Linked DNA regions of Homo sapiens: region 2 is linked to region 1. The links are chromatin loops, found by intact Hi-C in ENCODE. Cell type or tissue: PC-9. All regions are shown on one strand. Links, peaks and the distances in the headings refer to the core of each region. The heading gives the core; the rest is flanking DNA. Region 1 holds the start of MIR9-2HG (MIR9-2 host gene). Region 2 holds the start of LINC02060 (long intergenic non-protein coding RNA 2060).

Region 1 (15,151 bases), core at 6,533-11,532:
TGTACACACACACACACACACACACACACACACACACACACACACACACCTCGGTAAAAGCAAGCTGAGATGAGGTGAGGGGGTGTTCCAATGTGAACAGAGACGCAGGGTTCGGGCTGAGGGAGCCTGGGCAGTGGGGAAACCGACGGCGTGAGCAGTGCCGGGACCAGGGGCTATGACTAAGGTGGGCGCCCCGCGTCCAGGAAGAGGACGCGAGGAAGCTGCACGAGCCTCCGGCGCTTGTCTGAGATGCAGAAGTGGATGACCGGGCTCCCGGGCATAAAATCAAAGTTCCGTGGAGCTTGGAGCTCTTAGACAGCGACGCTTGTCCGAGCTGAGAGCCCTCCGTGGTTCGAGCTCGCGCGTGGAGCGGCCTCCAGCGCTCGGTCTGCTAGGGTAGAAGCCCATGAAGGGGGTCCCGCGGCGCTAGCTTTTGTACGGCCCCGCCTTGGCCAGCCGTGAGCTGACGCACCGGCTCCCCTGGGACGCTGGGGGCGTCGCACCGCAGCTGGGTGGGGAGCAATTTATTCCTCGCCGTCCCATCCCAGCCCATCTTTGGTTACTCCACCCTACCCCTCCCATCCCTCCTCCTCCTCCTCCTCTTCCTCCTCCTTCTCTAACAACGCCCGCACTACCTTCTGATTCTCCACCTCCTCTTCATCCTCCATCCCCCTTTTACTTCTCTCTCCCCCGTCTCTCCTCCCTCCCGCCTCCTTTCTCCCTCTCCCCCTCCCTCTCTCCTCTGAATAAGCAAGCTTTTGCCTCTAAAAGTCACAAGTAATCCTCGTGTGTGACAGAGAGAGAGAGAGAGAGAGAGAGAGAGAGAGAGAGAGAAACGAGCTGGCGGAGAGGAGCAGAAGGCAGGAGGGGAAATCTGGCACAACGGCTGGGAGAGGAAACTTGATGCTTCTGGGCCACCATTTGCCAGGGCCTCGCTCGAGGTAAGCACACTGGGGTCCCGCGGAGTCCGTACCTGTCAGGGTCCAGCCCCCGCCCATAGCCGAGAGATGGGCACCCTTACCTGGGCTATTCAAATAATGATCAAAATGGAACGGGGATGGGATGCGGGTGAGGGAGTGCTCCAGCCGGAGGGCCCGGGGCCCAGAGGATGATGTGCGCCTGGAAGCTTGGACCCCGGGCTCTTGCCCCTGGGCACCTTGTGCCTCCAGCCAAGGTTCCGAGCGACTGCGTGGGGCTCCAGCTATCCGATTTCCCTTCCTAAGTCGCGCGTTCGACAGCTCCCTCCTTTACACACCCGCGTGCAAATGAGCCGCTGCTCTGTCATGAAGTGAGAATGTGAGCCTCTTTCAAACCCTAGAAAAGGAAAGTTTGGTAAGGCGGGGGCTGCGCAGATCTGCTGTTCTCTGGAACCTAAACTGGGAACCCTAGACTTGCGCAGAAAATTAATAGTTTTCCATTTTTCTTTAAAAAAATTAACTTCAACGAAAAATTGTGTGTATTCAAAAAAATTATTGGATTACCATGTCTGATCAGCTGCTGATGACCTACCAATAAGCGTTTTAAACACACATGCACATTCACGCGTGCGCGCGCGCGCGTACACACACACACGCGCGCATACACACACACACACACACACACACACACACACACCCCAGGGGCTATGTGCAGTGAGGAAGGCCGTCATAAGTAACTAAGAATTCAGAGGGAGTCGCAAGGGCTTTTAAGTGTGTAAAGGCTGTGTACGTGTCCTCCTTGTTACAGAGAGCAGAGGGAGGGGGCAGAGGGAATGAGCGTCGGCTCGGCGTTTTCGCTGTGCCTGTGTGTTTCGCGTGTTGTCAGCTGGCTCTGGTTTCTAAGGGCTGAGCGCTGCCAGGGGCGGGGGCCAGCATCCACCATCCACCTCGGCACCCTAGTGGTGAAACAGGACTCATTTGTTTGGTGCAGAGCGGTGACGACCTAGAAGAGACTGGAGTGTGGTTAGGTCGGCCCCCTGCCATCCATTACACCTGCGGCAGATGGCTCAAGTGGTAGAATGGTTTTGTTTGCCGAGATCAAGAAAGGAGGAGGGGAAAGCTAGAGCCTCGCCCCACTCAAAAGAAGTACCATAAAGAGCCAAAGAAATGAAAGAAGCCATATTCGTACCATCAAAAGCAAGAATGTTGCTGCCTTCCAGGAGTTAACCTGGACACGTTAGTGACTTTGGTACCTGGCCCGAATTGATAACGACTGAATTTTAGAACCAACATTTTTCAAATGTATTTTTGATGAAATGCCTACTTCTCCCTACACACACACACACACACACACACACAACACACACACACCTATCTCCAGGCAGATGCACACAGGTGTCCTTGGAGCTCTACTCCCTGAAGCCAAATGTCAGTAAGATCCTGCGGATTTCCAGATGAAGGAAGCCTCTTGTCTCCCCCCACTTTTTTCAGTCGGCCTGCTAGCTTCCACACACAAGCCCCTCTCGCAAGACAACCACCTGGCTGAAATTTAGCCAGGTGTCAAATGTATCCATCTCATTTTCACGTGCAATAATGTGCCTTTCTGATCAATCTTCACATCCTTGCATCCATTCCTTCCTCCCTGCTACTCAAGAAGCAAGAAAGGAGCACACACATCCTCCCAGGCAGTCCAGAGGAAAGGCAGGCGTGACAAAGAACACAGACACAGTCTAATGACAATTTAGCCTGTCTTCTATTCCTTGACTTTCTTGTTAAATAAGAGGAATGAAAAGAAAAATATATTGAGGGAGACCTAAACAGAAAGCCTTGTAAGCCTTGTCTCCTCCCTTACTTCACACAGTCATCACGATAACACCCATATACAAATTACCTTTATGAATATGCTTATTCACATTTAATGTGAAATAAAAAATTATTTTGCTGGCCTAATTTTCTGTACTGAACAGTAAACATTCCTTCTACTAGAGTTTAATACACTAATGCTTTGGGGATGACTAGCATGAAGAGAAATTCCACAATTTTTGAAACAGAAATTCTATTTTTCTATCTTCTTTAATGTCAAATCAACATTTTTTAGTTAGTAAAACCAAAGAATATCAAACAATGAGAGTCCTTTCTAGCTAAGATTTTGGAGTCACAAATAAAGCTACATCCTAAAAAGCCAAAAGGAAAGGAAAAAAAAATCAACCCCTGCATTTATCAAGGTGCTTTAAATACCCAAAGACACCTCTGAACTGGGTTTTGTTGATGGGTGCTTGTTGTGTGCCCAGTGTAATTTTTTAATAAATATTTTCCTGTGCTATGAATGTTTCCATTTTTATAAGGAGAAAGCTGACTTTGAAATGCAGTGGGAAACAGGATTTGCCAAGAAAAAATGCCAGTAGGATAAAGCCCAATTTTATTATTAATAATATAGGTTTATTTGTATATCATACAAACTGCTAAGAGTCTCTTCTTCGATGTGAATTCCTGTATTATCAGGACACAGTCAAATCCACTTGTAAGAAAATTTAAAAAGAAAAAAAATACTTGCAGAACAGAGTTGAAATACAGGTTTCCTGGGCCTTTTAGTGATTTCTTTTTAAGAGGGAGAGAGAGGGGGACCTGACCTAAAACTCCTGGCTTTAGAGACACTAAAAGCTTCCAATTGTATTTAAATAAAACAGAATTAGCAAACTTTTGTGACTGTAGAGAACGAAGACAAAAATTTAGTCCTAATAAGCTCTCCCACCTTCCAGGCAAAATCTTTTAGACCCTAGTTCTAACCGGTATGTAAAGCTAAGAAAAATAATTTCCAAAATGAACTCTTGAAATTTGAATGGAAAAAAACTGCCTTTAGTTCTGAGGTTTGTTAATAAGCAATATTTTACATAGAAATCTTAAGGAATGAAATTAGCTCCGATACCCCAGTGTTTCGAGGAAAGGGAATATGTTTTACTTTTGAGCAGGTTAGTATAAGAATCACACTCAGCCAGGTTTCTTAGGCCCAAGTGAGCCTCAGAACCTGAAAAGGGGAAAAAGAAGGCATCTTGGGGCATAATGGAAGCTGAGGTTCCCCCCTCCTCTACCCGCTGCTGGGACCAACATCACATCTCCTTCCCATATGAAATGGCTATATGCTATTACAGAAAAGACTAGATAAGAGAAAGTGAATCTGGAATACATGAATTGCTTTTTTGCCATCCCCAACCTTGCTGAGCTTTCATCAGACCTGCCATGCCTTCACAACCTCTTACCTTCCCCAACATAAGCCAACAACCGAAGCCATGTCGCAGAAGATATATATGTAAATGTATGCACACATGTGTATGTGTGTGAGTATATATGTACACACACATATGCATATACTTTATGTATATATTTGCTTTGGTATATATGCTTTAAATATATATATTTATATATGCATATATACCTGTAGTTCTCAAAAATATCACCAGTAGCCCAAATTTGCCTTTATTTCAGGAGTAATTAAGAAGATTGTAATTCTTAAAGAAGAGCTACCAAATTTCACTCCCTGGCGGCAGTCTCAGGGCGCACTAAAGGTGCCCGAAGCTGGCTAGCAGGAGGGCTCGGCCGGTTCGTGTGCCCGGCGCCAACCGCTGCCTGTGAGTCTGTGTCTTTGACTCACTCATTTCCCCGCTTCAGGGAGGATAATGAACTCTTTTCTTTTCCTAATTTGTAAAGATATCTTCTTTAGTCAGTGCTGAACTGGGAAAGGCGGTGAAGAGGCCTGGGTCATGAACCTGAGGAGGTCAAGGCTCCGACCTCTGCTTGGGTCTCTCTCATAAAACCAAGGGACGGTGGGCAACTGCATCTGAGGGTTTATCCGGTTCCCCAGAAAAAATGGGCATGCGTGTGTGCCTGTGTGTTCAGTTCCATCCTACAGTCCTCCCAGGGGTCTCCAGAAAGCGTGGCTTTGTCTTCTCCAGGGCGGACGAGTCCTAGAGCAGTCCGCAGAGCCTTCGGTGAAGTTTCCCGCGGCCTCCCAAGTCCACGGAGCCCGGCACCCCGTCCCAGGGCAGCCCTGACGGCCCGGGCGCGGTACCCATGCGGCCAGTAGGTGTCGCTGTTCCCCTGCCGGCGGGAGCCAGGAGCCCCGCGCGGGCCCCCAGCGCCACTCAGCCTTCCGCTCCCGGCAGGTTCGCAGACCCACCGGAGCTCCCGAGAGAGGGCCGCTCTACCCGCCCCCGCCCCGGGACTGTGCCCGTGCTCACCTGGCTACCACCGTAGCGACACTGCCGGCCTAAGGAAGTACCTTCGGGGAGAGAAAGGAGAGACGGGTCTGTTGGGGCGAAACATGGGCCCCGACGGAAGCGGCTCCGAGCCGGCTTCTCTCGTGGCTCCCAACTCTCCCTCCTTTCTCTTCACGTGCCATGGGCGGCGGTGGGGCACTGAGGGCCTCCTGGTAAAATCCGAAGAGGGGAGATTCAACCGGGGTTCCATATGGGCTTTACGAATAAACAAGAGGTTGAAAATCCCAGCTTCGTGGGAGCTAGCTACAGAAAGAGTGGATTGGTTTCAATATTCTTGCCTCAAAAAAAAAAAAAAAAAAAAAAAAGAAAAAGAAAAAAGAAAAAGAAGAAGAAAAAGAAAAGAAAGAAACCTAGGCCTGGCTACATGCGTGGGCTACATACCACCTTGTACACACATGAACACAGAAGTGCCGGGTAACCGCGATCGCAGTCCCCTCCCCAGGCCCAGGAAGGAGCCAGTATTTGGAATGTGGTTGTCTTTCCCAAAAGCGTTGCTTGCCAAATATTATTTCCTCTTGGAAAACCTAGCAGTTAGCGAATCTTTGGAATCTGCATTGAAATGCTAGGTATTGAGAATTCTGCGCCCTTCTCTGGCGTCCTGCGGCTCCCTGCCTTCGGCCTCAGTGTGCCGCGAAAGAGATTATTAATCAGAGGCGTTCTTTTTGTATGTGTTTCAAAAGAAGGGCGTTTGGCTTATGAATACCTAAAGGGACATTTACAATGGGTACATCCTCTAGGTGACTGGAGATTTTAGTATGATTCTGATTGTTTTGTACAGGGAAATCACTGCTCTGATTTGAGGATAGGGAGAGGGAGAGTGAGTTGAATTGGCTAAATTCAGAATCAGGTGCTATTCAGAGTTAGTTTGCAAAATGGAACTGGCTATGTGTTTAAATTAACGTCTAAAATCATATCTTCAGTCAAAATGTGACATTTTGCAGTAAAATTTTTTAAAAGATTCACATATTATCTGTAAAATTTAGGTAAAAGGAATAAATTCGTGAAGAAGAAAAACGTAACAATAAAATTTGAGACAGGAAGAAAAAAAATTTTCACTTAAAGTCCAAAATATTTCGGAACACCTCTTGTTGCTGGCCCTGGGCCGCCATCTCACCATTTCAGAGGACATGGTTGGACAACTGCCGAGTCGTTAAGGCAAGCCTTAATTTTTACCGTGAGGTAGCCAACATCATCTTTAAATGTCATATATTTTTCGCTATGTTTCATAAAATGAGCTTCTTTCTGCTAAGTCCTATATCTGTTATACAATTCTAAATAATTATTTCTGATTGAGACGGCAAATTAATCATTCGGTGACGTGGTGGTGAGGGGAGAAACACGTGTCTCATTGGAGGTTGTGAAGTTCAGTGAGGTGGTATTTTTAGCTTGAGAAGTCCAAATTCAGATATTTGGGTATTTCTCCCCCTCCCACCGTTTCCCCACCCGGTCCCCATTTTACTCTCTCTTTAACTCAACCCTTTGGGTTCTCTTTCTCCTTTTTCTCTCCCATTCTCGCTTCTGTTTTCTCTCTCCCCTTTACAGCGCCTCTCCCTTTTTCTGTCTCTTCTTTCCTCTTCTCTTCTCTCTCCTCTCATTTATTGTCTGATTCTATGTCAAGTTAATATAAAAGTAGCAAGTGGGAGACCCAGTACCCTCAGCAGACCCTCTCTCCACCGCGCGCAGGGCACTTTGGGGAGTTGTCTGTCGCTGCCAGGTTACCGGCCAGAGTGGTGGCTCTTGGTGCAGGGCATGCTGCTCTCGGAGGAGTTGGGGTCTGCGCGGGGTTGCGGGGCTTATTCAAATACCTCCCGCTGCTGCTGTGATTCGCAGGGACTCGGCCTCCATATGGTAATGCGGGGCGGGGGGTTGGGGGAGGCGCAGAAGGGAGGGGAGGGGAGGATGGGGGTGAGGGCGGGGTGGGAGGGGGCTCCGACACTGCGCGCTCGGCTGCCGGGCTGGGACAGAGCACCCGGACCCGCGGCGGCAGCGGCAGCGACGCTACCCACCCTCTTCCCCAACACCCACCTAGCCAGCGAGTCACCGAGCCACCGGCCCTCGGGGTAAGCCACAGCGCGCACACGGCAGCGACGGTGACGGTTCACACGCTTTGGGTTACTACCATGCGCCAATAAGGGAGATTAGAAACAGAAAAGGAGATTACAGAGAGATCAGAGATAAGAGGTGTACCTCTCTGTGTTCCTTGTCACATAGCGCGCGCGCGCACATACACACGCATCTGTACACACATGCATGCTCAGCCGTACACGCACGCGTTCCTTGCTACTGCCATCTAAATATATGCACCGACACTCTATGCCCTGCAACGTGGCCGGTGTGTTTGTCCTGATCCTACATAAAGGTAGGCAGGTATGTGGGAGAGTCCAGGCAGGAACAAACAGCCACGCGCAATTTAACTGCAGCCAAACTCAAAGAGACCTTGAGCCTGCCGAATTGTTTCACTCAGCCAGGTGCCCCCCAGAAACCGGCTATTCTGCAATCAGTTGTGGAATCCTGCAATTATTCATAAAATGTGCTGAAAATGTATTTTAGGAAACGTAATCTTGCTATATATGGCAAGGTAAAGGCGAACCTGAAGGATGAATGTGTTTCTGCTTTTTAATGTCATACGTGTAGCCATCTGACCACTTTTTATTGGGTGACATATCATATGAGCACTTTGGTGTAGGCTTGGAAAAACTACAGCCAGAGGTAAGGCTGGAAATTCCATAAGAGTTAAGGGTGCTGAAAATGGATGCTGGATAGTCCAGCATGAAAGATGGCATACCGCTTTAGGTTTGAAATAGGGGGAAATACATGTGAATATTTATACATGAAGGCCATTGGGGAGGGCTGAGTCTTGGCCTGAGTATCTGTGCAGGTAAGTCATTCATAAGAAAACTAATTACCTGTGCATGTACTTGGACTTGTTTAATTGAATAAGCTGCATGTGTGCATACTTGCTGTTCTTTCAGGGTTTGCAATTATAGATTGAGTCTTTTTTAAATGATAGCTTGGGGGAATTAAAAGGTGGAAAAAAGCCATCGTGCTGCATAGCTATATTGCCAAGAAAGAGAATCCGATCCTATAAACAAGATTACCATTGCTTGAAATCTAACTCAAGGCCTGTATATTTTAAGCCACATCAACTGGTTTAATATAGCCAATTGTTTTATTTGTGTATTTGCTTTCATTTCAAAGTCAGGAATCAAGGATGCTTTTCAGTCAAGATAATGTGCCTTGTTTCCAGCCATATTAAGATAAAAATGAAACTCAGTAAATTTTGAATGCAGCCAATAAGGTACAACATACAACATGGTTGAAAATGTCTTCCTTGCAGAAGGCTGTCCATTGCTGTGTCTACCCATTTTAAAATATATATATTTTTTTCAATAAGAAATGCTAGAAAGCAATAGGGCGGGGAATGCCGCACCTCTCAGGCAATCAGCACAAAAATTATTTAGAAATCTTTGGAATCACTTCACTTATACATACATTATCTCGAAAGCACTGGCCCCGAACTGTGTTTCTGCTAATATGAAGTTAATTAGACAATCAAACTTTGAGCCTTGAGCGATGGGCACTACAGCCCATCAAGGTATGTCAAGAAAGAAAAAAAAATGTGTATTTTCCTTTATGACCAAACCAGGAGGTTATACAGCTGGCATTGCATACATGACAGATGTGCATATTTGTAACCTTAAATAAACAGAAGCAGGGAGGTAACTGTGTATATTATCTAGCAAGAGACAGCAGCAGACACTCGCCAAAAAAGACAGAAAGGGACAAGAGAGACACATAGACATAATAAAATAACAACAATAAAAATCCTCCAAAAAAAAAAAGAGGGAAAGGGAACCAATAAAATGACAAAATCTGAAATTCTCGCAAATTAAAAAATGCAAATATACCTTTACATATGCATCAGTATTAAAAATAATACACGCTGGAACCAACAGGAGCGAGAGCAAGAAGAGGAGGAGGAGGTGGAGGAGAAGGAGGAGGAGGAGGAGAGGTGGAAGAGGAGGAGGAGGAGGAGGAGGAGGAGGAGGAGGAGGAGGAGGAGGAGGAGGAGGAGGAGGAGGAGGAAAGAATGGAGGCGCCGCGGAGCCCTGATTATGCATGGGCTGGAGCTGCCTCCTCTAACCTGTTCTTCTCCGAGCCGGGCAGCCGGCGGTCCTCAGCCGCCCACAGAACAGGAGCCGAAACAACCGTTCTCGAAGGCTACAGCGTTTATTTTTCTCTTTTGGGGGGTTTTGGCGGTTGTTTCAGGGGCTCGCCAACTGGCCCCTTTAATTAAAAGCTTCAATAAAAGGCGATCGCGCCAGGAATGCACCCGCTCCTCTTCGCGCAGGATTTGCATATTTTTTTAATGCCCTAATTTCCTTGATGTATGTAAATGTAGCCGGACGTAGAGGGAGACAGGGAGCTGACGTCAATGGACGTGACCTCGCAGCTAAACCTTGAACGTGAAGCCGGGATGGGGGAAAACACGGAGCGGCAGCCGGCGGAGCCCGAGAGCGCGGGCGGCGGCGGCAGTAGCCGAGCCCAGGCCGGGGTGCCAAGGGACCAGTGCCGGCCCCGGGGGAGGACAAGCCGCCGCCTTCTTTCTGCACCGCGCGGCTCTCAGACTCGCCAGCCTTCCGGCCGCACACGCAGACTCTTGCCCTGAGCTTCCAGCCCCACCACACACACGTTCTTTTGCTTCCCTCAGAAAAGCAACACTCCCCAAAACAACAAACCAAAATCAACAGATAAAACAGATGTTTTAGACCAATGCTCGGGTAGCTTATCAGAAAGAAGACTCTGACCACGGAACATATATATTTTTTGGCTTCTCTCCACAAGAAGAGGAGCGAGAGACCACAGACAACAGCAAATCACTCCTAAAACACGATAACTACAAGTGCTCCCTGTAGGGAGAGGTAAATCGCCCAGCCGACTGGTGAAGTCTTCTGGTTTCGGTACCTATTTACCTGTGCACTCATTATGCGCCTCGGCTTCATTAACGGCAGGATCATGAGCGCGCGTTTTAATGTGATGGGAGTGCTGTGTTGTGTGTGTGTGTGTATGTATGTATGTGTGTTGGGAGGTGCTTGCGCTAGTGAGCACCGAGGCAGGCGCTCTGAGCAGAGAGAGATCAGTCTTTCCATGGCCACGTCTGGGACTCATCTGCGGAGCCATCTAGGCCAGGGCTCCTAGATTGGGGTTCGACTTCACCCCATGTAAAAAGAGAGGCCAGCAAAGGCTTCCCCTGAACAGCCAGGTCCTTCCCATCGGATTGTTTGAGGAAGGAGGCTTGAAGTGTGAGCCATTCTGTAGCCGCCGCCTTGCCGGATTTGGCCTGGTGTTTTGCACTTGAAACTCAGCGGCCTCAGCGCGGAGGTAGTGCCTCTCCGAGACGCGGCCGAGGCCTTGTCATTCCCCTCCTTCCGCCCGCGGCAGCCCTGCGCGCCGGCGTGTGCGTGCCCGCGCACCGGACCGCTGGCACCTCCCTGTGCACATCCGCCCCCTCCTCTGCTCGCCCCCTCCTCTGGGGCAGCTAAGAAATGGTCCTCGGCCTCTTCTGGGCCGGAGGGCAGATCTACGAGCAGGCAAGAAAGGGGCGCCGGTGGCTGTGGTGGCGACTTCTCCGCTCTGCCCTCGGCCGCCAAGTGTGCCGTTTCATCGTTCCACCTCGCAGCCCCAGCTTTGTTTTCCTGACATGTTCGTGGCCATTGGGCCCCACGCCTGCGAGGGGAGTGTGTGCGTGTGCGCGGGGGTCGGGCGCGCGCGGCGGGTGGGGGCTCTCCCGCCAAGGACACGCATGGCTGTCTGTCCTCCGGCTGCACTTGGCGGGAAAGCTAGGGGCCGCCGGCGGGGCTGAGCGCCAGCGGCTGTCATTACCGCCTCCCTGCTCCCCGCGGGCTGCATTTACATACGGGCCACTCGTCTGAATTTTTACGGCACTCTTCCCCCTCCCGTACCCGGTCGCACGCGCGCAGGCTCGGAACTACCACCCCGGCACGCAGACACCCGCGCCCAGAATGCGGCCAGCCCCAGGCGCGCAAACAGGCCCACAGGGGCCGACGGCACTCGGCGGGACGGATTCCTGCACCGCCTCCCCGCACCCCCGTGCCCACACCCCTGACAGCCTCTCCGCTTGTGTTGCAGGAAGCCCACCTTCCCCTCGAAGCCCCCACCCTTCTCTGTCTGCATACTTCCACCCCCACCCTCCCACATCTCTCCGTCTCTCTTTCCGTGGAAGGCAGACGCGCGCGCGCGCGCGCACACACACACACACACACACACACACACACACCCGCTTTTTCTTCCTCCTCAAATAGATGACCCCTATGGCGCGTCCCTGGTACATTTAGAATACCTCTAGAGTTTAGAGAATAAAATTCTTTAGAATGCATTGCTTGTCTTTAGCTAAACACATTTAACAACCACGACACAAACGGGGAGGAGTGAAGAAGGGGGACTTGAACCAAAAGACCTTTAAAAAAAAAAAAGTCTGCGAGTCAAAAGGTCATTCTCCAAGTTTGTAAATAAAATTGCAAAGGGAGTCCTTAAGAAAGGAGAGGAAAGAAGGGGAAGAAGGTTAGGAAGACTCACAAGTTACATAAAACAGTGCATTGGAAAAACGACAGGGAGATTCTGTAATAAAAAAAAAAGAAGAATCTTAAGAAACCAAGAGAGAGAAAAAAAAACTGGAGGAAAAAAGAAAAAGAGAAGAAAAGGATTTTAAAAAAAAGAAAAAAGCAAAAGAAGTTTCCAAAGAAATGTGTGCTTTGCATCCTACAATAGGAAAATGTAGCCATTGCCTTCCTTCAGACGAGACATTTCTAATTTGTTCCGTCTGTCAGGAGGGGACTATGAGAGGTTTGGGTGCAAATTCATTATCTCTGGCAACGCAGAACGTAGTGTGGGGACTGAAAAAGACCGTGGCAATGGATGAACAATAGGGCTTCAGTTCATCAGTAACAAAAGCAGTGGGGAAATTGGTTGAGTTTCAGAGCACGTCCTCCTCGGCAGAGGGGGCTGGACTAGACCTTGGACAGCCCCCCCAAAAACTTGCCAAGCCTCGCACACACCACTTCACTCTCCACTCCGAGGCTCAGGGAGCAAGTGCCTGGCATGGGGGGTAAAAGTTGGCTTTTTTTTTACTCCTTGGTCTTTTGCGCCCTTCTCCCTCTCCCCAGAAGGGAAGACCCATTTAAACTATTTTAGACGCAATCAACCAAGAATCACCATGTGGAATTGAGCGGCAGTTTTAAATGTGTTGAGCAGGGGAGAGGAATGATGAGAAAAACATTTTTTTTTTTTTTTTTGGAGACGCCGAAAGAAGCCTGTTTGTGTGCTGCGGCCGTGCTGTGACTTTGGATCTTGTCTTTCAGCCGGCGCCTCGGTTCCTGCCCAGCTGGATTTGGGGGGCAGCATTGCCTGGCGCAGGGAGATCAAGTGAGTATCGTGGCGGCCCTCAGGCTGCAGCTCGCCCGCGGCGCGAGGCCAGCAGTGCCCGCCGCGGCCCCGCGCCCGCACTCCTCACCTCGCCCGCTAGCCGGTGCCCGCAGAGTCCCGCTGCGGGCCGCTCCGAGGGCCAGTCCGGGGCTTTGCTTCAGCTAATTGATTGTGTGCCTCGGATGTTAAACCTGTTGATCTCGTGAGTTTTCTTAGCCAGTACTGTTAATTATCCAGCGGCTTGACCCCCAATCGCAGAGAGATGCCAGGAAATCTTCGCGTTGGAAAAGGGAATTTTTGTATGTAATTTTGTGGTGGTGGTGGTGGTGGTGTGTTTGGGGGGGCTTTTCCCTTTTAAACCTAGAGCAAAATGCACTTGTATTTTGCACTTCTGTATTCGAATTCGCATTTTGAAGAATTCGCCTCCCTTTAACCGCCCCAAAGTTGCAATTACCTGGCAAGGAAGCGAGGGTCTGATTAGATTTTGGTGGAAAACTTAGTACAGTAGCTAAGTAGATCTGGTGGCTTTCCACTTCCCTTTTCTCTTTGCCTTTTGAATTTTGGGAGGTGAGAGGCCGCTTTACAGGGTTATCCCAAGTTCAGATTCATCAAGATGCAACCATCATGGTTAGTTATTGGTACTTGGAGCGGTTCAGCTTAAGACGCTTCTGGTATCCAAACGGAGCTAGGTCTTTGCGGTTTGCTTAGAGTCTAGACCCGGCTGAGGAAGGCAAGAACTCCTTTCTGTGGCCTGGAATTATCTGCAGGAACCCAGGGTGATGGGAACTCGGGCAATGTATTTGCATTAGTGTCTGCGGCGTTTTATCTTGCAAATGTACCCGCGGTGCTTGAATGGGGGACTGTCTTGAGGGGTCAGGAGAGCAGTGGAATTGATCAGAAGTTAGACCGGAGGCTCTGTCAAGTCACGGCCACGGCCGGGGGCCCCTTTGGAGCTGTGGCTGCCTTGGGCCCAGCACCGCAGAGTCGGGTTCCGTTTCCTCCCTTTCTTGGTGTCCACCTCTGTCTACCACCCTCCTTTCTCCACCTTGGCACCGGTAATTAGGGCGCTGTCTCAGGAAGCGAGCTCCCACAGTCAGCATAATTAAACCAGGGCAATACTTTCATTTTGCAAAACCAATAGCCCCACCCCTCCAGTCCAAAATAACAATAAGCATTAAAAAATCATAAAAGAAAAACAACCTATTTTGGGGAGTATTGAATTCCTGAATGTTGGATCGAGAGGGAATGGGGGAAGGGAAATTTTCAAAAATCCACCACTTTACAGCAATCAGGTTTTACATTATTCATTGATTTACTGGAGGAAAGAGCCAATCAGGAGCCATAGATATGAATGCACATCTCACGGTGCTGTGGCCTTACAGTAAACTATTTGCATCTTTCTAATGGAGTAGATATTTATCCAGGGATTGCCATTGTTCGAAAGGCCTGGAAATTCAGTTCCTTAAACATTTAGAAAATAAGACTTTGTTCCAGACTTAAAATCCTTACATGGAAGGACTCTCCTCTTTTGTATGGCAGGTTACAAGGTTCAAGTCCCTAATGTTTTTTTAAGAGTCCCTCTTCCTTCCAAGCTAAAAATAAAAGAAAAGAAGAAAGAAAAATTAATTTCTCAAACCCCTCCAGATTCTGCATATTTTGCATTCACATTATCATGCATGTCTCCATTTGAATGCAAATTAGCATATTTAACCCCGTGGGTGCTGAGACCTAGGATACATTGTACTGGGGTTTTATGGAATCTCTGGCATTTTAAGGAATCATGTTAATAGCAATATTTTAAATGAAGCAATATCTATATGACTTCATATGTATACATATATATAAACTGTGATCATTTGTTTTCTTGACTATTTTTCAGATGAGACTGCAAAGAAGCATAAAATGAATAGACAATCCAACCAACCAAAGGTAATTTTAAAATTTACATTTGATAAAATCCAAGTGATGTACAAAATAGAGTATTATTTACTAGGCGGTAGGCATGCAGTGGGTTGCATATCTCCTAATTCATGCTCTAAGTTTCTATATGTGCAGCCTTCTCCTCTACAGGGAGCCTTTGTATATTATATATCAAGCATAATACAAATATAACCTGTAACTGCCTATAAAAAAGAAATTCAAGATACAGAGTAAATAATAGAATACTTTTGTTAGAAAGTAAGCCAGTCAGGTACCTTGCCTGAACTATACAAATCACTGTAAATTAAATGGCTTTTATGTAGAAAATGGTAGTCTTGACTGTACTAGTGCACTGTGGTTTACATGCATTTGAATCATACAAACCAAATATTAAAAGGGGATTTCAGTGATAGGCCAGTTCTTCATGTGCTTTGCAGTAATCTGAATAGGATTCAGAGGTGTTCTAAATATGGTGACAAACCTAATGTATTTGAATTTATGAAATAGCATAATTCTGATCCAAATAATGTGGAAAACGTAACTTTTCACTTTTAACTGAAATAGAGATTGTCTACTCCCAGGTAAACCAGAATGTTT
Region 2 (15,151 bases), core at 4,369-9,368, 240 kb after region 1:
TTCCTCCTTCTTTTCTTGAAGTCTCACACTTTAATAACATCTAGCCTGATATAAAATTTAGGTGAAACTTCCAGGACAGCCAGTTGTACATTCAGTCTCTTATTATTGCTCAAAATTACTGACCAGAGGAAAATTAATGATAAAATCAAACAAACAACATAGCAAAGTGCCACTGAAGAAAACAAGAATGATACCTGAATGCTCACTGGCTGAAAGCTTAAAATGGTACTAATCGTATGTATTGGATGACCGGCTGTGAGAAAAAGCCATATTTATTTATATTATATTTGAAACAGTCAGGATAGGTTAGGTTGTGCTATAATATAAACAATCCCAAAATCTTAGAGATTTTATAGAACAAAGATTATTTCTTGCTCACACTACTTCTCCATGGGCTGACTTGGTATTTTGCTTCGTATCATTCTCATTTCACATCATCCTAACTTCAGTCTAACTGAGTAGCAGTTGGAGCATTTCCAGTTACCACCACAGAAGGGAAAGGTTATAACAATTTGTACCCAATTTTGCCCAAAATCCATTGACCAAACTAGTCACACTGCCATACCTAATTTCAAAAAAGGGGAGGAAATATAATACTATTGTGTGCACAAGGAGGAGAATATCTGGTGAACAACACATATGCCACAGTATGTATACAAATTTATCCGAAATATTTCTGAGTTGAATAGCACCACATAGGTGATACTATATAAGAAATGCTTATAGGGTGACTTTTTTTCAGGCATAGGTGGGATGGGGTGAGATGAAGATGAAATGAAGTGGAGAGAGTATAGAAGGACCAAAAATGTTGCAAGGACAATTAACTGCGCTTATTTGTTATTTTTGTGTGTTAAAGATCTAATGTCTCATGGCATGGGGAAGAGGAAATGATGAGAGTAACTAGATGTTTGAAGACTCAATAAGTTAATGGATAAACTAATGAAGCATACACTTTTGAGTATCTCATTAGTGGTCTCAGGTGGCTCCAGGACTCTCAAAGTTAAACCAGTCCCTCTAGTAGTCTTTTTGATTAACTGATTGCCTTCCCTGGAATGCTCAGTACCTGTGCTAGGAGTGACCTAGGCTAGTCTGGAATAATTGAACCCATGGGAGATTGTGATTTTTCAAATCTGGACCACAATGAACTTGAGGTCTTTCTCTATAAGTTGTGGCATTTTCTTCCGTTACAGAATTTATGAATGTCCTAACATCACCCATGTGAGATATCTGTCATTAATTCATAAAGATAATTATAAGCATCAAGGTAATCAGAACTTTTCCTAAGAGAATTTGATCCTTAAATTCTCTTTCTCCCACATTTTGCAAAGTAAAAAACAAATTTACTGCTTTGACCAAATAACATGGTGAAAATTTTAAATAAATACAGTCATGCATTGTATAATACTACATAACAACATTTCAGTCAACAGCAGTCAATGTGTAATATTATAATGGAGCTGAAAAATTCCTGTCACCTAGTGACATTGTAACCATCCTAATGCCTAATGAAATGTTTGCATGTTTGTAGTGATGCTGGCATAAACAAACCTACTACATTGTCAGCCATATGAAGTATATCACATACAACTATGTATAGTGCATAATATTCGATAATGATAAATTACTCTGTTGCTCATTTATGTATTTACTATAGTATACTTTTAATCACTATTTTGTGTACTCGTTCTACTTATAAAAAAGAGTTAACTTTAAAACAGCCTCAGGCAGGTGCTTCAGGAGGTATTCCAGAAGAAGGTGCTGCTATCATAGGAGATGGCAGCTCCACACATGTTATTGCTTCTGAAGAACTTCCAGTGGGACAAAATGTGGAGGTGGAAGACAGTGATACTGATGATCCTGACTCTGTGTAGGTCCAGGTTAATATATTCATTTGAGTCTTCATTTTTAACAAAAACGTTTAAAAAGTATATATATAGAGAGAGAGAGAGAAAGAGAGAGGGAGAGAGAGAGAGAAAATTTATAGACTAGGATATGAGAAACATTTTTGTACAGCTGAACAATGTGTTTGTGTTTTAAGCTGTTATTACAAAAGTGTAAAAAGTTGTAAATAATTAAAAATCTGTAAAGCTACAGTAAGCTAAGGTAAATTTATTATTGAAGAGAGAAATTTTTAAGAACAAATTTAGTGTAATCCAAATATACGTTGTTTATAAAATATACGGTAGTTTACAGTAATATCCTTGACCTTCACATTGCATTCACCAAGCTCCCTTCATGGTAGTGCCCTATATGGGGGTATCATTTTTTAAAAATTTTTTAAATTTTTGATTATTTTTGGTTTTTAAGGAGTGGAAAGTTTAATAGGCAAGAAAGAAGAAAGAAGAAAATGGCTCCCCCGTACAGAGGGTGGGGGGCTCCGAATGGACAAATCCCCATTTAAAAAATCTTTTATACCATATTTTCACTGTACCTCTTTTAGATATGTTTAGATACAAAAATACCATTGTGTTACAATTGCCTACAGTATTCAGCACAGTAACATGCTGTACAGGCTTGTAGTCTAGAAGCAACAACCTATACCACATAGCCTAGGTGTGTAGTAGGCTATAACCTCTAGGTTTGTGTAAATACATTCTATGATATCTGCATGATAAAATTATCTAACGACACATTTCTCAGAAACTGTTCATCGTTAAGTGGCACAAGATTGTCATTGCCCACTATAAAATATTTTCCTCTTCAGCTGTTTAATAAACCTGTGTATAACCTTTGCAGTATTACTACTTAATAAGGTATTTTGAGATTTTTAAATGAAGTGTAAAATATCAAATAGGTTTAAAATACGATTACCCTCTGAATAAATGTTATACTGTGTCAAACTATTTGGACCACCAAAAGGTAAAAATAGAAAGAAATGTGTAAGTACCTTGATTTTTTTCTTCCCAATATTTTCAAATCTCTCTGGGACCATTTAAAATAATACTATTTCAAGATCTCAAATTTCAGCATTTCTTACCTATATCATATTTTCATTTAATAACTGCTCTGCTAATGTCTTTGCTTGTCATCTTGCTTTGTACCCAAGATTAAAGTATTGCATGTATATAAATACTGACTGCTCTATCACCTATTTTGTTACAAAAAGGCATTTCAATAGAATGTTTAGAAACATTCTTAAGGTGTTTGTAAATTTAAACTGCTTTCTGATCACAGCTACCAGACTGAGACACTTTCAAAAGTAAGTTATTTATCTATAATTTAAGTTTCAAATAGAAGCAGTCTCACAGTTTTTAGCATTTTATAGTTATTAATATCGTTATGAAATATTTTGAGAACATATTCTAGAAATAAGCAAGTTTTCAGCTTAGGGAAATTATAACTTAAAGCACGACAAACAAGTAATTACAGAACAATCTAAGGAATTACTAAGATGAGGAAGGGATGTTCCCAGAAGGAGAAAGCAATGGAAAGGCATCAAGTGAGGATATGAGAAAGATTTGCTAAGCTAGTTGCCACTGCTCTTTCAGGTGAAGACGTCATTTGAGTTTCACCAAGAAGAGCTGAGTCTCCCATATCAATAGTTGATCATTTTCCCTTATTCTTTGTCTGACCCAGGAAAGCAAATGAAAGCTGACTGGAAATGAAAAGGTGCAGGTTCTAATGTTAAGTTTACCTTACTTGGTCAAGGCCCCTAAGTAAACTGTCACTCATTATTTCTTCATCTCTGAAAAAGAGATGAGACTAGTGGAATTATATAATTTTATAGTTTTAGCACATCACTACCACAATTAGTATTAAATGAGTCAAACAAAAGGAAAACTTAGCCAAAATGAAATGAAGCCACTTTGAGATGAATAATGGCTTTCCATTTCCAATTAACCTAAGGCACTGCAAAATAACCAGATAATATTATCAGCACATAGCTAGTTCACCTGCTGTTCTAGAGTCTAGATTAAGCAAATCAAAAAAGTCTCTGGGCTCTTAGGTCAGATTGCTTTAGATTTAACAACAAAGAGGAGTTTCAAATTTCAAGATGCTAAAGAAAGTGTTTGATATAATAAATGGCTGATTATGAGATTGGGGAAAAGAAAAGGCTTGCTCTGATGAGTAACTATTTCCACCCTTTGTATTTAATTTGTATCATAAATGTTGGTATTTTATAATCTTTTATTTATTTATATTTATTTATTTATTTTACTTTTTCAAGCTAGGAGTAGGACTTCAGTATTTTATAATCTTTTACCTAAAGTTTTGTTCCAAAGTTGTGATAAAAGACCAAAAAAGGTAAAGTCAGTTAAGTATGTAAAAAAAGGGAAAAAAGAGGGTGACAAAAGATAAAAATACAGTCAATTTGAAAGGCAGTATTTCATCCATATGTTAATAATGGTATGAGTTCAGGACTTAGGAAGCAAGATAACTAAATGGTGAGGTTCTACTCCAAATGCTCCAGAATATACAGACACAGTTACAATGAAGTGCAGAACTGAGATTTGGATACAGAGAGTTCTCAATCTTTTTCTCAGCATAGTATTAAGTGACTACCGGCTTGGGGATGCCCTCCCCTTCACCACTCACGTAGACACACACAAAGGAATACTTGGAAACAGAGCAGGGCTTCCAGTATCTCATAAATACAACGACAGATTACCCAAGAATTATACTCTGGATTAGAGGAAACCAAGGATGGAAAATGTTCTTAAAAAGAAAATCCATAAAGAGATATCTGACCCTAACCTCAGCTACCAGAGCTACAGAGAAGAGAAACAAAGACTTTGTTATAAAGAAGACATTAAAACAAACACATGTACAACATTGATAAGCATTTTACTCAAAGGGAGAAAAGAACAGGAAGGGCTGAAAGTCTCCACACAAACCAATCTTTTTGATGAAAACATATTTCCTTTTTTCTTCTGGTCTCCTCTATAAGACAGTGCACAAAGTGCTCATTTATGTTTTCTTTGTTTTCATCCCAAAGCTAGAAGATCAAAGAGTTAATAAAACCTCCTAGCTATAGAAGGTCATTACAAAACTAAATGCAGCAATTCAAAGCGGAAAATAGAATGAATGCCAAGGAGATGTTTAACGAAGTAACAGTCTAGATGTATTCTTTGAAGAACATTTGCAGACTCGTTTGATTGCTTTAGAGCGCACAGGGAACAATGCGGCTGCATGGAGCTAACATTGACTGATGGTTGCATTCTGCCGGACCAAAGCCAGGCCGCTTAGAATCACAAGTATATTTGATATAGAACTACCTAATATAGTGGAAATATTCATGTGTATTTTGCATAGCAAAATAGTATTAAAAACTTCTACCTTTTTCCCCCTTGGGCCTAATTAAATGCCCAAACATAAGACACGAGTCTATTCATTGGAAAAATAATTTGAAGCACTATTTTTCCAAAATCTGACAAAGTTGGGTGGCAAGATAAGGGATTAGCTTAATGCTTCCCATTAGCTATTGAGATCCTCCTTCTTTTTCTTTTTTCTTCTTTTTTTGTTCTTTAGTGCTGACATCCTTATAATGGTAGCAAATACAGAATACAAAAGGGAGGCTTTGGAAATCATCAATATTGCCACATTGATTTATTCAAAAGAGACAGGCTGGTACACTGGTCTTGCATTACAATGTGACATGCTAGAGTTTGCCATTCACTGTATGCTGTCATCTAAATGTTTGTGTTCCCTCAAAATTCTTATGTTGAAACCTAATCCTCAATGCAATAGTATTGAGAGATAGGGCCTTTAAGAGGTGATTAGGTCATAAGGGCAGAGACCTCATGAATGAGATTAGCACTCTCATAAAAGAGGCCAAAAGAAGTTTGTTTGCCCCTTCCTCCGTGTGAGGACCCACCTAGAAGTCACCATCTATGAAGCAGGAAGCAGGCCCTCAGCAGACATGAAATCTCCTGGTGCTTTGATTTGGACTTCCCAGCCTCTAGAACTGTGAGAAATAAATTTCTACTGTTTATTAATTGCCCAGTTGAAGGTATTTTTTTATAGCAGCTCAAATGGACTAAAACACTGCAGCCCTGGGATCTCAGCATTAGGACCCATGAAACAGGTTACTTCCTGGAAAAGAAACAGCAGAACATTGGAGAACATCAGAAGTGCCCATCCTGTTGGTAGGGCCATGGCTATGTGGCAACATGAAGGCCAAATGATAGAGGGTATTTAAGGTCTCCTACTGAAGTCTAATCAGATGATGTTTTTCCCACTATTTGAAAACTTGGGAAAAAATTGTTTTCATGTTGAGGTAAAAGGAGATCTTTCCTAGGGTAATTTGAGGGCAGATTGAAGATTGGCATAGCTAGTAATGATTTTATTCAGGAGAGTGTAATTTAAAAAAGCATAGAAATATTTAAATAGCTGAGATTAAGCTTTAATCAATTAAACTTTTTAATTATTTGGGGCAAATAACTAACGTTTCACTATCAAATGAATCTGTTTTGAAGTACCATTGAAAGTTGTGCTGATGCCAATAACAGTCTTTTTGTTTGTCTTTTTGCATCAGTGGTGCATGTCACCTTCCTGCAAGGCAACTAGTTTGCAGATATGGCCAGAGGGGAAATTACTGGACAACAAAATGAAAAGGGGGCATAAGTCAGCCAGCTCTCTCAATCCTAGGAAAGGAAACTTCCCTCCTGCTTATGAAAGAGGACGATTGTGCCCAGTACCACTTATCCAGTGCCAACAATCTGGTAAACCCTCTATTCAGTGCTACACCAGGGCTACAGAAAGGTGACCTGGAGTTTGGGGCTGAGGTCAGGGAAAGGTCACTGCCTGAAAAATGAAACTAGTCAAAAGAAAAGAATCCTAGGAATGGGTGAGGTTACTCATCCACCAAAGTAACCCAATCTAAAAGATGGCATAGAAAGTATTTTTTTTTTTCTGGTAGTCTAGTGGTTGGGGAAAAAATAAAACAGAAGGAAAAGGGTTTTAAAAAATATATATTCAAAATTCCAAGCCTTTTAAATAATCCTGCTGGACCTTGCAAGCCTGTCCTAGCATGCTTTGAAGTGCAGCCATAAGAATCAGCATTTTGTCACTACCATGCCTACAGACTTTATTTTTTTACTTCTGCTTTTTAGGTTCATCAGTTCCCCTCTCCCCTCGCTGATTTTCCTCCCCATCACCACCACTGCAATTTCAAAACTAAAAATCAGATGTTAGGTATGAAGACACCATTACCCTGTTGTTTGAAACTTGCTCTGAACTAGCTGGTTGACCTTCCCCTCCTCAACATCTTCCTGGTACCTTTCTATAAAGGCAGCGTATCCAACACATGCCAGTATATGGACCTTAGTTGGTCATGGTATACCAGGAGTGCCTGTTTTAAATAACCCCTTTTAAGGTTAGAGGAACTTTAATTCTTGGCATATTTATTTGCCCTTTCATAGCTTTTATCTTTGAGATGTAGATGAGTGCTTACAGGGTGCCTGGAATGGAAAGAGGCTATAGGATGAAGGAGCATGGGCTCAGGGTTGCATATTTTCGGGCTTCCCCACCTCAAAAAAAAAAAAAAATCCGTGACATTTCTTTTCCTGGATGGCAAAATGAAAACATTTCATGAATAAATCTACAAATAAAATGATATCACTTTAAAGATGTGAAAAATCTAGGTGTACTTTGAAAAAGATTTTCATTTTAAATAGGTAGCCAGAAGCAGATATGTGCAATTGAAATGTTTACTATTCATCTGATTTCTTTTTCTAAGAAACACAAAAATCATGACATTAGAAAGAATTCAATTAACTCTCCTCAGTGTGTAGAAGGATGTAGAAGGAGTTTCAACTTCCTTTTGTTTTATATTTGTTGTCAAGAATTCATACAAGAAAGTCAATTTTATACAAAATAATTTTATAAAATTACTTTTAAGATAGTCAATTTCCATAGCTCAACTTCAGTAGGTCATATAACATGTCTTTTAATATGAACTCCTTAGCTTCATTAGTGCATTAAAAATTATTTATCTTGCAAAACAATAAATTAAAAACAGAATTAGGATGTCTTTGGTTTATATAGCCATAGTATTAAGTTAAAATAGTATAATGCATGTTATACAAACAGAAATGTAAATGTGGCCTAAAAGAAAATTTTTAAGTCAGTTTCACATTAAACATTGAATAGAAAAGTTGACTTATCTTAAGTAAAGCAAGTCACTACATCACTCTGCTACAGCAAATGTTTCCTTGTAAATGAGGATGAACTGACAATGCTTGAAAGTATAGTTCATCAAAATCACAAGAAACCAAATATTATGAATGTGTAAAATTCCATGTTTATTTAATATCAGTCACACAGTTTATTGAAACCAATCTTTGTAAAGACAAATAACATGTCTGAGGAACATAAACAATATCATATAGTTGAAATTCATCCTGTATTTTCACCTGAATAAAGATGTCATTACGCAAGAGTTTCAACAATAAAGACCCTGCCTTGAATTGGCATGGCATCTCTCAGAGCTTCAAGGCAGCACAGTCTTTCATCCAACTCTAGAGAGATTATCAACTCTGCATCAGGGAACTTCAGTGATTAGCTTGTCCACACTTAGCTACCATGGAACCTTCCCCCAGTATCTGCATTGGCCTCCAGTGTGGTCGGTGACATGGGCACCTTCTCAGAGCACATATCCAGAACTCGAGATGGGTATTCCTAGGACAAAAAATATGCAGATAATGTAAAAAGGCTCATTCTAGTCACGGAGAAGAATGAGTGTTATACTACTTAATAATGATACCAACGAATATTAATTTTATTGTTATAGTTGCCCATATATATTAAAGTTTACTATGTGCCAGGCACAGTGTTAAGCACTTTACATTCAGTAGCTCATAAAATGGACATAAGAACCCTGTAACTACTAAAATTATCTCTGCTCCAGAGGCCAAGAAACTTGAAAAAGTGATAGAAGCAGGGTACCTTTTGCATCATCAAACACAGCTCAGGTAAGACTAGTAGCTTCCTTCACTCAATGTTGTAATGAACTAATAGTTTCTTAAAAGCCACTCACACCTTTTTTTCTGCCCTGCCTTTCTCTCTTTCTTTCAAATTTATTTTTTAAATTTATATATAAAATGCTATATATTTACTGTGTACATCGTGATGTTTGGAAGTATATATACATTGTGAAATAGTTAAACTTAGCTAATTAACAAATTTATTACCTCATGTATTTACCATTTTTGTGGTGAGAACACTTAACATCTACTCTCTTAGAATTTTCCAAGATACAATCTATCATCATTAACTATAGTTACCAAGCTGTACAATAGACCTCTTGAATTTATTCCTCCGATCTAACTATAAATATGTAGCCTTTAACTAACAAGTTCCCCCCACCCTCAACCACCTAACCACTTAGCCTCTGGTAACTATCATTATACTCTCCACTTTTCTTTCTTTTTTTCTCTCTCTCCCTCCCTCCCTCTCCCTCCCTCCCTCCCTCCCTCCCTCCTTCCTTCCTTCCTTCCTTCCTTCCTTCCTTCCTTCCTTCCTTCCTTCCTTCCTTCCTTCTCTCTCTCTCTTTCTTTATTTTCTTTTTCTTTTTTTTTGTTTTGAGACAGAGTTTCAGTATTGTTGCCCAGGCTGGAGTACCAAATGGCATGATCTCAGCTCACTGCAACCTTTGCCTTCTGGGCTCAAGCAATTCTCTTGCCTCAGCCTCCTGAGTAACTGGGATTACAGGCACCTGCCACCACTCCCAGCTAATTTTTTTTTTGTATTTTTAGTAGAGACAGGTTTTCACCACGTTGGCCAGGCTGGTCTCAAATTCCTGATCTCAGGTGATCCACCCGCCACGGCCTCCCAAAGTGCTGGGATTACAGGTGTGAGCCACTGTGCCCAGCCTTATACTCTCCACTTCTATGAAATCATCTTTTTTAGATTCCACATGTAACAGATCATGTAGTACTTGTCTTTCTGTGCCTGGCTTATTTTACTTAACGTAATGCCCTCCAAGTTAATCCATGTTGTCAGAAATGACAGGATTTCCTTTTTTTTAATGGCTGAATAGTATTCCACTGTTTGTATATATACCACATTTTCTTTATTCATTCCACTGTTGATGGACATTTAGATTGATTCCATATCTTGGCTATTGTGAATAGTGCTGCAATAAACATGGGAATCCAGCTGTATCGTCAACATATCAGTTTCCTTTTTCTTCGGATATATATTCAGTAGTGAGATTGCTGGATCATATTTTGAGGTTTTCGAGGAACTTCCTTATTGACTCTGTAATTGCTGTACTAATTTTAAATTCCATCAAAAGTGTGCAATGGTTCTCTTGTCTCCACATCCTCACTAATACTTGTTATCTTGTTTTTTTTTGATAATAGTCACCCTGATAGGTGTGAGGTGATATCTGGTGGTTTTTTTCATTTGTGTTTCCTGTGTGATTAGTGATGTTGAATGTTTTTTTCATATGCAGTGCAGTACCTGTTGGCCATTTGTATGTCTTCTACTAAAAAATGTCTATTCAGGCCTTTTGCCCACTTTTTAATCAGGTTATTTGTTTTCATACTATTGAGTTGCTTTTATAGAGGCTGGAAAACTAAATTTCTTGATATTCTAGAAAGACTTCTTTCTGCCTTTCTGATAATATTTTTCTTTTTCTTACAATTTTTATATTCCAAACCACAACACAGCTCTCCTTGCAGCCAGGAGTGGCCATATGATGGATTCTGACTAATGAGATGCAAGCTGAAGTTGCTAATTGGGACTCCTAAAAACACTTTTAAAAAGTGATGGACTCATGATCTCTTCACCCTTCTTCTGCCTGTCTCGAATTGTCCATCCTCAGACTTCTTGATACACAAAAAATTTATTTTCGGCTAGGCCATGTTAATTTGGTTTTCCACTACTTGCAGCTGACTGTACTGATTATCTAAAACTGCTTTATAAAGTTTTGTGACTAGGGGGTGGGAGCAATGATCACTAATATTCATTAAGTGAAAGGATAAATGATTGAATTGTGTATCTTAATTGTGGTATATTCTGTACAACATTTTTACAATAAATTAATGTTGAATTAGTTTATTTCTATTTGATACTAAACACTAGCACATCTGAAATAGTTGTCAGTTTTTCCCCTTGCTAAAAGTACACAGATTAAAAAATAAGATAAGCCATCTGGGCCATGTGCACTGAAAGAATGGCTATAGCTCTTGCCCTGATTAGAGGGTTTCACAAACTAGCATTGAACTCACTGGGGGTTCAACAGAGAAGAAAAGGAGGAAATCCAGGAGATAAATTAAGGAATTTTTGGAGAAGGTGAGATACTTAAATTTTATAAATATTTTTCAATTAAATTGAATAAAACCCACTTTCTACTCTCCCCCTGTTAATGATTGAAATCCCATTTCCAACACTTATTGGGTATGTGATCTTAGACAAGGTTGTTTCACCTCTCTGAGGTTACTACATTTTTTAGCCATAAAGTCAATATTCTACAATCCATCTCATAGTATTATTTTTAGGATTAACTAAAACAATGGATGTGAATTGCCTAGTACTGCACTTGACACAAAATATAAAGTTAGCAGACTTTCATTCCCTCTGCCTCCCTGCTACCTGATTCCCCATGGCTCATTTCCATTGACAGAAGAATGATTTTAAAGACATCTGTCTAATCTCCGAAAGCATTTTTCCTTTTCTTACCTCACAGCCCAGTCACTATATAAAGACATCATTTCGTTGGACACAGATATTAGTGAAAACAATGCCTCCAACCAGGGTGTAAGTTTCTTGAAGGCAGTAACCATGACTTAAAATGTCTATGTCCCTTACAGAACTTGAGTTTCTAAAGAATTTCCAACTACACTATCTGAAAAGAAAAGAATTTTGAGCTATTTAATTTTTAAATAATTTTTATCAATCCAAATGACTCCTGTTTTTCAAGGTACAATCTTGTCAGCATTTCACCCAATAAGCACAATGCTTGAGGACCTACAAAGTAGTTCTAAACATAGACAAACCCATATTTTTGATGATAATATGAAGGCATACCAAAAAGAAAAGAATCCCAATATAACTTACAATATAATGGTTGTTTACTATGAACTGTTCACTATGCTAAGCACCTTCATACTTTACCAATCATCCTTTCTAAAACTCTGCAAAGTAGGTGTTGCTAGCTCCATATTATGGAAAGGATAACCAAGGATACAAGACTTGACTAGCACTAACTGCTAAGTGAATCCAGAACACCTTAGCCAGTGTGTGAATTCAGATCTTTTATGTTCCAACGTTTGAGTTCTTTGTACTTCACACACTGCAGAGCAGAAGACACGCAGATTATGAATTTCTGGGGAAGAAAAGTCAAAAATGTCCACATAGTTTGATAGAAAGCAACATTTTGGGATCTTAATTATTCAGATCCATAGCATCAAAATTAATTGTTGTTTATAAAATAAACAATAAAATAACAAATATTTTTAAAGCAACATACAAAGTTCTTATTTAATCTTTACAACATTTCTGTAAGGTAGATATTATTACCTCTTCATATGAATAGATGTTGAAATTCAGAGAAATAAATGACTTTTCTAGATAACAAACCTTGAACCCACACCCTGGCCTCAGGATAAGAGTTCTTTCCACCACACCACAATATTATACTTCCTGTGTTATTTTGCTTGAGTTTCAACGAAAAAAGGATAAAGAAATGGATGAAGGGTGTTATGGTTTGGCTCTGTGTCCCCACCCAAATCTCATCTCAAATTGTAATCCCCATGTGCCAAGGGAGGGACCTGGTAGGAGGTGATTGGATCATAGGGATGGTTTCCTCCATGCTGTTCTCATGATAGTGAGTGAGTTCTCAGAAGATCTGATGGTTTAAAACTGTGGCACCTCCTTCTTTGCTCTCTCTCTCCTGCCATCATGTAAGATATGCCTTGCTTCCCCTTCACCTTCTGCCATGATTGTAAGTTTCTTGAGGCCTCCCCCTCCCCAGCCATGCAGAACTGTGAGTCAATTAAATCTCTTTCATTTATAAATTACCCAGTCTCAGGTAGTTTTTTATAGTAGTATGAAAACAGACTAATACAGAAAATTGGTAGCAGGAGAGAGGTATTGTCATAAAAATAACCTGAAAATGTGAAAGTGACTTTGGAACTGGGTAACAGAGGTTGGAACAGCTTAGAGGGCCCAGAAGAAAACAGGAAGATGTGCGAAAGTTTGGAACTTCCTAGAGACTTGTTGAATGGTTGTGACCAAAATGCTGATAGTGATATGGACATTGAAGTACAGGTTGAGGTGGTCTCCGATGGAGATGAGGAACTTATTGGGAACTGGAGCAAAGGCCACTCTTGTTGTGCTTTCACAAAGAGACTGGCAGAATTTTGTCCAGAGATCTGTGGAACTTTAAATTTGAGAAAGATGATTTAGGGTATCTGACAGAATAAATTTCTAAACATCAAAGCATGAAGATGTGACCTGGCTTTTTCTGAAATCATACAGTCATATGTGCTCACAAACAGATGGTTTGAAATTGGAACTTATGTTTAAAAGGGAAACAAAGCATAAAAGTTTGGAAAATTTGCAGCCTGACCACGTGGTAGAAAAGAAAATCCCATTTTCTGGGGAGAAATTCAAGCTGGCTGCAGAAATTTGCATAAGTAATGAGAAACCAAATGTTAATAGCTAAGACAATGGAGAAAATGTCTCCAGGCCATTTCAGAGAACTTCTTGGCTTGGGAGGGAAAAATGGTTTCGTGGGCTGCTCCCAGGGCCCCGCTGCTCTGCGCAGCCTCGAGACATGGCACTCTGCATCCCAGTTGCTCCAGCTTCTGCTGTGGCTAAAAGAGGCCAATATATAGCTCAGGCCATTGCTTCAGAGGGTGCAAGTCCCAAGCCTTGGTGGCTTCCACATGGTGTTGGGTCTGTGTGTGTCCAGAAGACAAGAGTTGAGCTTTGGGATCCTCTGCCTAGATTTCATAGGATGTATGAAAATGCCTGGATGCCCAGGCAGAAATCTGCTGCAAGGGCAGAGCCCTCATGGAGCACCTCTGTACTAGGGCAGTGCAAAGGGGAAATGTGGGGTTGGAGCCCCCACACAGAGTCCCCACTAGGGCACTGCCTACTAGAGCTGTGAGAAGAGGGCCACCATCCTCCATACCCAAGAATGGTACATCCACCAACATGTTGCACTGTGTGCCTGGAAAAGCCACAGGCACTCAACATCAGCCTGTAAAAGCAGCTGTGGGGCCTGTACCCTGCAGAGCCACAAGGGAAGAGCTACCCAAGGTTTTAGGAGCCCACCTCCTGCATCAGCATTACCTGAATTTGTCATGGAGTCAAAGGAGTTTATTTTGGAGCATTACAATTTAATGGCTGCCTTGCTGGATTTCACACTTGCATGGGGCCTGTGGCCCCTTTGTTTTGAACAGTTTCTTCCTTTTGGAATGGGAACATTGCCTGTACCCCCATTGTATTGGAAGTAACTAACTTGTTTCTTTTTTTTATTTTACAGGCCCATAGGTGGAAGAGACTTGCCTTGTCTCAGATGAGATTTGGACTTGGACTTTTAAGTTAATGCTGGAATGAGTTAAGACTTTGGGGGACTGTTAGAAGGCAGGATTGATTTTGAAATGTGAAAAGGACATGAGATTTTGGAAGGACCAGGGGTGGAATTATATGTTTAGGCTCTGTACCCCACCCAAATCTTATCTTGAATTTTAATCCCCATATGTGGAAGGAGGGACCTGGTGAGAGGTGATTGGATCATGGGGGCAGTTTTCCCCATGCAGTTCTCATGACAGTGTGTGAGTTCTCACAAGATCTGATGATTTAAAAGTGTGTAACTTCCTTCTTTGCTCTCTCCTGCCACGATGTAAGATGTGCTCACTTCCTCTTTGCCTTCTGCCATGATTGTAAGTTTCCTGAGGTCTCCCCAACCATGCTGAACTGGGAGTCAATTAAGCCTCTTTCCTTTACAATTTGCCCAATCTCAGGTAATTCTTTATAGCAGTGTGAAAACAGACTAATACAAAGGCATGGACTAATCACCGTCTTTAGCCCTTCTTACTTCCATTATCTAAATTACTCTCTTCTGAACAAATACTTTTTTTCAACAGGTGTCTTCTGAGAAGTCATTTTGATACAGTATGAATTCAATAAGACAAGTCTTCCATTGAGCATGCTTGGGCAAGTAAATATTAAAGAGATTTTCTAAAGGTCTTCAGTT

The links. Peaks named below come from ENCODE experiments on the same cell type or tissue, not always from the same donor. Only the 100,000 strongest peaks of a DNase experiment are listed, where the experiment ranks them.
Region 2: it touches region 1 in a loop (16-fold over the local background); 2 of 110 quality-filtered maps call a loop at or near these places.

What each region holds. Positions count from the first base shown.
Region 1 is chr5:88,670,448-88,685,598 of GRCh38, reverse strand. MIR9-2HG (MIR9-2 host gene) reads left to right here and starts at 774. Exons shown (of 4, transcript NR_152235.1): 1 at 774-941; 2 at 14,514-14,563. MEF2C-AS2 (MEF2C antisense RNA 2) reads right to left here and starts at 9,381. Exons shown (of 4, transcript NR_146284.1): 1 at 9,336-9,381. RefSeq lists enhancers at 1-342, 343-967, 5,124-5,624, 9,307-9,872, 10,310-10,409 and 2 more and a silencer at 4,909-5,098. In PC-9, for the core only: no CTCF peak of the experiment used is centred there; a DNase peak (open chromatin) is centred at 9,598; H3K4me3 peaks cover 2,945 bases; H3K27ac peaks cover 1,761 bases.
Region 2 is chr5:88,429,741-88,444,891 of GRCh38, reverse strand. TMEM161B-DT (TMEM161B divergent transcript) reads right to left here. Exons shown (of 3, transcript NR_039995.1): 3 at 8,218-8,619. It overlaps LINC02060 (long intergenic non-protein coding RNA 2060), which reads left to right and starts at 5,802. Exons shown (of 6, transcript NR_105021.1): 1 at 5,802-5,907; 2 at 8,849-8,912; 3 at 15,042-15,111. In PC-9, for the core only: no CTCF peak of the experiment used is centred there; a DNase peak (open chromatin) is centred at 6,641; H3K27ac peaks cover 2,195 bases.